Regions from separate parts of the Homo sapiens genome. Here region 1 is linked to region 2. Evidence: chromatin loops called from intact Hi-C (ENCODE). Cell type or tissue: IMR-90. All regions are shown on one strand. Links, peaks and the distances in the headings refer to the core of each region. The heading gives the core; the rest is flanking DNA. Region 1 overlaps NCOA6 (nuclear receptor coactivator 6). Region 2 overlaps TP53INP2 (tumor protein p53 inducible nuclear protein 2).

What was found. Peaks named below come from ENCODE experiments on the same cell type or tissue, not always from the same donor. Only the 100,000 strongest peaks of a DNase experiment are listed, where the experiment ranks them.
Region 1: it touches region 2 in a loop (2.6-fold over the local background); 10 of 110 quality-filtered maps call a loop at or near these places.

Annotation. Positions count from the first base shown.
Region 1 is chr20:34,768,185-34,771,096 of GRCh38, reverse strand. NCOA6 (nuclear receptor coactivator 6) reads left to right here. Exons shown (of 15, transcript NM_014071.5): 5 at 2,511-2,633. Among named protein-coding and RNA genes, the nearest start is that of NCOA6, 56 kb to the left of the region's middle. In IMR-90, for the core only: a CTCF peak has its summit at 1,216 (motif pointing right); a DNase peak (open chromatin) is centred at 1,176; H3K27ac peaks cover 191 bases.
Region 2 is chr20:34,707,184-34,710,095 of GRCh38, reverse strand. TP53INP2 (tumor protein p53 inducible nuclear protein 2) reads right to left here. Exons shown (of 5, transcript NM_021202.3): 3 at 1,233-1,405; 4 at 572-860; 5 at 1-38. The coding sequence starts at 1,356. Among named protein-coding and RNA genes, the nearest start is that of TP53INP2, 4.3 kb to the right of the region's middle. RefSeq lists silencers at 1-67, 318-577, 618-1,177, 1,277-1,571. In IMR-90, for the core only: a CTCF peak has its summit at 1,386 (motif pointing right); no DNase peak of the experiment used is centred there; H3K4me3 peaks cover 880 bases; H3K27ac peaks cover 924 bases.

The sequences.
Region 1 (2,912 bases), core at 192-2,691, 61 kb before region 2:
ATAATACATTGAATGTATTAAGTAAAATAAATGATAATTTCATCTGTTTCTTACTGTGGCTTCTAGAAAATTTTAAATTGCATATGTGGCTCATATTATATTTCTGTTGAACAACACTTGGCTAGGTAGATAATTTAAGGCCTTGTATAGGCTAAGAAGTTTGGCCTGGCCTGGCACGGTGGCTCATGCCTGTAATCCCAGCACTTTGGGAGGCCAAGACAGGCGGATTGTCTGAGGTCAGGAATTCGAGACCAGTCTGGCCAACATGGTGAAACCCCGTTTCTACTAAAAATACAAAAATTAGCCGGGCGTGGTGGCAAGCACCTGTAATCCCAGCTACTCGGGAGGCTGAGGTAGGAGAATCGCTTGAACCCGGAGGCAGACGTTACAGTGATCCGAGATCGCGCCATTGCACTGCAGCCCAGGCAACAGTGAGACACTCCGATTCAAAAAAAAAAAAAGAAGTTTGGCCTTTATTTCTAAACTAGTGGGAAGCAATGGAACTGTTTTTAAGGAATGATACGAACTGATGTCCTTTTCCAGAACAATATTCTTTCTACTTAGAATGTCTTAACAAATTTTGTATATTAATAGTTCCCTTCCTTTAATGGAAACCCTCATGACCTGTATTCTGTTTCTCTTTTTACGCCTGACTTCTAGAGGCAAGCTATAGCATCTGGTAGCTCCCAGTGATTGCTTCCTTTTTGGTAGGCTGTTTGTTCCCTGTGACCAGTGAACCTCCCTGGTTAAAATAGACATAGAAAGCTGACCTAGCCAGGCATGGTGGCTCACGCCTGTAATCCCAGCACTTTGGGCGGATCACAAGGTCAAAAGATCGAGACCATCCTGGTAAACATGGTGAAACCCCGTCTCTACTAAAAATACAAAAATTAGCTGCTTGTATTGGCACGTGCCTGTAATCCCAGCTACTCGGGAGGCTGAGGCAGGAGAATCGCTTGAACCTGGGAGGTGGAGATGGCAGTGAGCCGAGATTGCACCACTGCGCTTCAGCCTGGCGACAGAGCGAGACTCCATCTCAAAAAAAAAAAAAAGGAAGGCTGACCTAGATCAGTGACAGAACAGAGGAAACTGCCATACCTCATTAACTTTCTGTTTTACCATCAGACCCTGTGAATCAGAACCCTACAGTTTAGAAGGACTTGGGTGAGTGCAGCCTTTCAGCTCAGCAGCCACAGACTAGCTATATTTTAACTCTCCACAAGGTGGTGCTCTCTTACAATAACAATAGTCAAAATTTTGGATTAAGTGCAAGAAACATTCTGTTGCTTGTTTCAGAGACGTTTTTATCATTGGACCAAGTAAGATTTAAGTTGCCTCTAAGTTTAGAGTCTACTTAATTGGAACACTTCTAGTAACATTACCTATGAGGGTACTGTGAAGCTCAAATAAGGTAAAATTAAAAATCCTATGCAGGCTGGGCACCGTGGCTCACGCCTGTAATCCTAGCACTTTGGGAGGCCGAGGTGGGTGGATCACGTGAGGTCAGGAGTTCGAGACCAGCCTGGCCAACGTGGTGAAACCCCGTCTCTACTAAAAATGCAAAAATTAGCTGGGCGTGGTGGTGGGCGCCTGTAATCCCAGCTACTCGGAAGGCTGAGGTAGGAGAATCCCTTGAACCCAGGAGATGAAGGTTGCAGTGAGCCAAGATCACACCACTGCACTCTAGCCTGAGTGACAGAGCAAGACTCCATCTCAAAAAAAAAAAAAATCCTATACGTAGCCGGACATAGTGATGTGCGCCTGTGGTCCCAGCAACTCAGGAGGCTGAGGCAGCAGGACCCCTTGGGCCCAGGAATTTAAGGTAGTGGTGAGCTATATGACTGTGCCACTGCACTGCAGCCTGGGTGACAAAGTGAGACCCCATCTCAGAAAACAAAAACCTATAAAAGTATTGGTCCTGTCATTAGGTGTCTCAGAAAGTAGATTTGTAGCAACCTATCTCCTCTTCATTGCATGATTTTTTTCCTGCTGGAAATATGTTTATATTGCAGTTATTGAATGGAATTGGTATTTTGTTCACAAGTGTTAGTGTCCCCACACCAGTATAGGTTCTTTCTTCTTTAAACCTACTTATATTTAGTGTCTACCTTCTGATCATAAATTACCAAAAGGAAGTCTAGGATTTTGAGAGTTTTTGAGAACATTTTCTTCCATTACACACACACACACCCCACACACACACACAATTGGTAAGATGGTTGAAAATAAATATTCAGAGTTCCAGGATCTCTGTTGATACTAAGCATCATTCATGGTCACCCTGCTTCCCTATTACAAGTAAGAATTGGTTATATCTCCTTGTGCTTCATGAAACCTGCTTAGATGGGTTGAAGAAAGACCCATCTACATTGAACCCACCATTTTTCTGGTGGTAAACTAACCATAATTCTTCAAAAGCACAGAAAACTAAAGCACTTATATAGCTGTCTATAAACAAAATTTGCATTTTATTCTAATGATTTCCTTTTTATCACTTGACTCATTTTCAGGGGAAGGTGCTATTAACCTGGCTTTGGCTCAGAACCGAAGCCAAGATGTGAGAATGAATGGACCCATGGGAGCTGGAAATTCAGTTAGGATGGAGGCGGGATTTCCTATGGCAAGTGGTCCAGGTAAGACCTCCCACTCAATTGTATGACATTTTACTAGTTTCCTTTTTTGGCTTATTTGATCATTTGAGCCCTGCAAGATAGGTGGGGGTTCATGGCATACTTAACATCTCTATTTGCTGAATCAGGAAAGCTAGACATGAGTCCTTCCCGGAGGCTAGAGGTCACAGCATGAAGCATCTTTGCAATCTTTTGGTCTCGTGCTTAAAGGTTGATGAACACTGAGCCATGCAGCAAACATTTATTGACTTCCTGTTGTGTGACATGACCTGTGCTGTTGGA
Region 2 (2,912 bases), core at 284-2,783:
GCGCGGCCCGCGGCTCGCGGCGGGCGGGCGTCAATTCCCTGTGAGGACAGAGCCAGGCTCGGTCAAGCCGGGTAAGCTGGGCGGGGGGTCTAGAGGGCGCTGCCATCTCCCACCCTTGCTTCGGCTCAGTTCTGTGTCTGTTCAGATTGGGGTGCCCGACGCCCTTCTTGTGGGTACCAACCCGGAGGTGCCTCCTCGGTTCTAGCCCTTAACAGGTAAACTGGACCTCGGGGGAGACTGGACCCCCACCCCCTATTCCACCCTTGCCTTTCTGTTTAAGTCCCACTCCCTAGGCGCTCCAGCCACGCTCCTCAAGCCTCCAACCCCGGCCCCAGCCTCTTGGCCACGCCCCTCCCTCTCAAGCCCCGCCCCTCCGTCCTCAGGCCCGCTTCTAGCCTCGCCCGGAGGCCCACCGGCCCCCCACTTTGTCTCAAAGGCAACCCTCCCAAGGCCGCTACCCCCTCGAGCGCGGGGCGGGCTCCTGGCCCCACTACCCCAGCCTCCTAGCCTGGACCCTGGCCTCCAAGATCCGTCTCCCTGGGCCTCCAGGCTCCGCCCCCGGCCCGCTCACCCTTCGCTGAGGTCGCCGTCAGGCAGGGCCGCGTCCGGGAGCGGGGAAGGGGACCCGGGCTCTAGCACTATGGTGCTGCCGGTGACGTAAACGGACATGCTGGGGTGCTCGATGAGGAGGTCCTCCAGGGGACTGCTCTGGAGGCGGGCGGGACCGAGTCCAGGCCCCTCTGCCGTAAAACAGGCGGGAGGGGTAACAAACCAGCTCTCGTCCATCAAGGAGGGCGCGGGCGGAGGGCGGCCCGCGGGGGCAGGGGCGGCCCCGGGGCTGGGTGGAGCCGCGTAGCTGTCTACGGGGCGCGGGATGGGAGCCGTGCAGAGGAGGGGAGCAGCGAGGAGGCACACACACACACACACACACACACCGGACAAGGGGGCGGGGAGAGAAAGGGCATCGTTAGTCAGACCCGCAGCCCGTCCGCAGCGCCCCGGGGCACCCACGGGCCAGGCGTCTCGCCCTGCTGCCCTAGGGGACCTGACGTGCGGGCCTCTCCTGGGCCGCCAGGAGAGAGCCCCGGCTTTCATGGGAAGGGGCCCCGTGACCCCACCTCCAGTAGGCTTGGGGGACTCCCCCGTCCCCCAGCAGCGCCCTTCCCCTCCGCTGCTAGGCCATCTGCCCTTAGAATGACTTCACAGGCCCAGGAGACAGACCCAGGCCTCACCCGGCAGGTCAATGATGAGCCAGCCGTCCACTTCATCCTCCTCCGACACGAAGGCGCGGGGGCAGTCGGGGTCTTCGGGGGGCGAGGGGGTGCTGAAGAAGAGGCTGGAGAGGCGCTGGAACATGGTGGGGGGCGAAGCGCCTCACGGGGGCGCCCTATGGCAGTGCAAAAACCTGGGAATCAGAAGGACGTGAGAGCCACCACTGATTGAGGTTCACCCCACTCCTGGCCTGGGGAAGAGGCCAGAAGATATCACCCCCAGAGCAGGGAGAAGGGTACACACAACGGGGATGTGTGCGGACGCTTTGGGAAGATGTGCTTTCTGCATTCAAATCCAGGGTTTTTTTTTTATCTTCTGTATGATTTTAGAAAGTTATTTAACTTATCTGTGCCTTAGTTTTCTCATCTGTCAAAAGACAATGATAATAGTACCTTCCTCCGGGCTCTTATAAGAATTAAATAAGCTAATAATAGTATCCTCCTCCAGGCTCTAATAAGAATTAAATGAGCTATACCAAAGTTATTGAATGAGAAAAAAAGATGGAGGAGGAAGAATTAAATGAGCTAAACACTTATAAAGTGCTTAGAACTGTCTGGGCATATGGTAAGCACTCAACAAACTAATAAATTAGTTATTATTACAGGGTGCTTTAGGAACATAGAGTGACACATGACACAGCTCTGCCAGGGAAGGTCTCCAGAGAATTGGACATCCAAGCTGCACTCTGAGGAGTAAATAGGAGTTCTCCAGGCAGGGAGGAAATTGCCCATATTGTCTGCTTGTTATCATTATAATATAGCTAGGCCGGGCACAGTGGCTCACGCCTGTAATCCCAGCACTTTGGGAGGCAGAAGTGGGTGAATCACTTGAGGCCAGGAGTTCAAGACCAGCCTGGCCAACGTGGTGAACCCCATCTCTACTAATAATACAAAAATTAGCTGGGCGTGGTGGCAGGTGCCTGTAATCCCAGGCTGAGGCAGGAGAATCACTGGAACCTGCGAGGTGCCACTGCACTCCAGCCTGGGTGACAGAGCGAAACTTGGTCTCAAAATAATAATAATGATATAGCTAACATTTATGTTCCAGGCACTATGCTAAGCAGCTTTACCTATATTACCTCATGTAATCCTCACAACAACTACAGGAAGTGGATAATTACTGTCCTTACTTTACAGTTAAGAAATTGAGGCTCAGAGAAGTTAACTGTCCCAAAGTCTCAGAGCTAGTAGGAGACAAAGGTGGGATTGAATCCACACAATCAGATTCCAGAGGCAGCACCCAGAATCACTATATTCTATTGCCTTTTCTGGGTGTCTGTCTGAATTTGATATTTTCAATTTGGTGGCCAGGGGTCATGGTCCATGTGTATTTTTCTGGGAAAAAGGACCTTGGTTTTCATCATGATTTCCTAAACAGCAATCTTTGACCCCAGAGATTAAGAACCACTCCTGGAGCCTGTGTGGTTTGAAAAGCACTGGCCAGCAGAAATCCCATAGAACTGCTACCATCTTACCATGTGATTTGGCACACCTCGGTTGTGTCTGTCATATGAAGTGTAAAGATGGCATGCCGGCAGGCCCTCCCCCCTCTGACCCCCTTTTCCCAGGCTCCTGTTCAAGGGCAGCATCCAGGGGTAGGAGGAAGATCAGGTTGCTTGGGCTCAGTGAGACAGCAGGTCA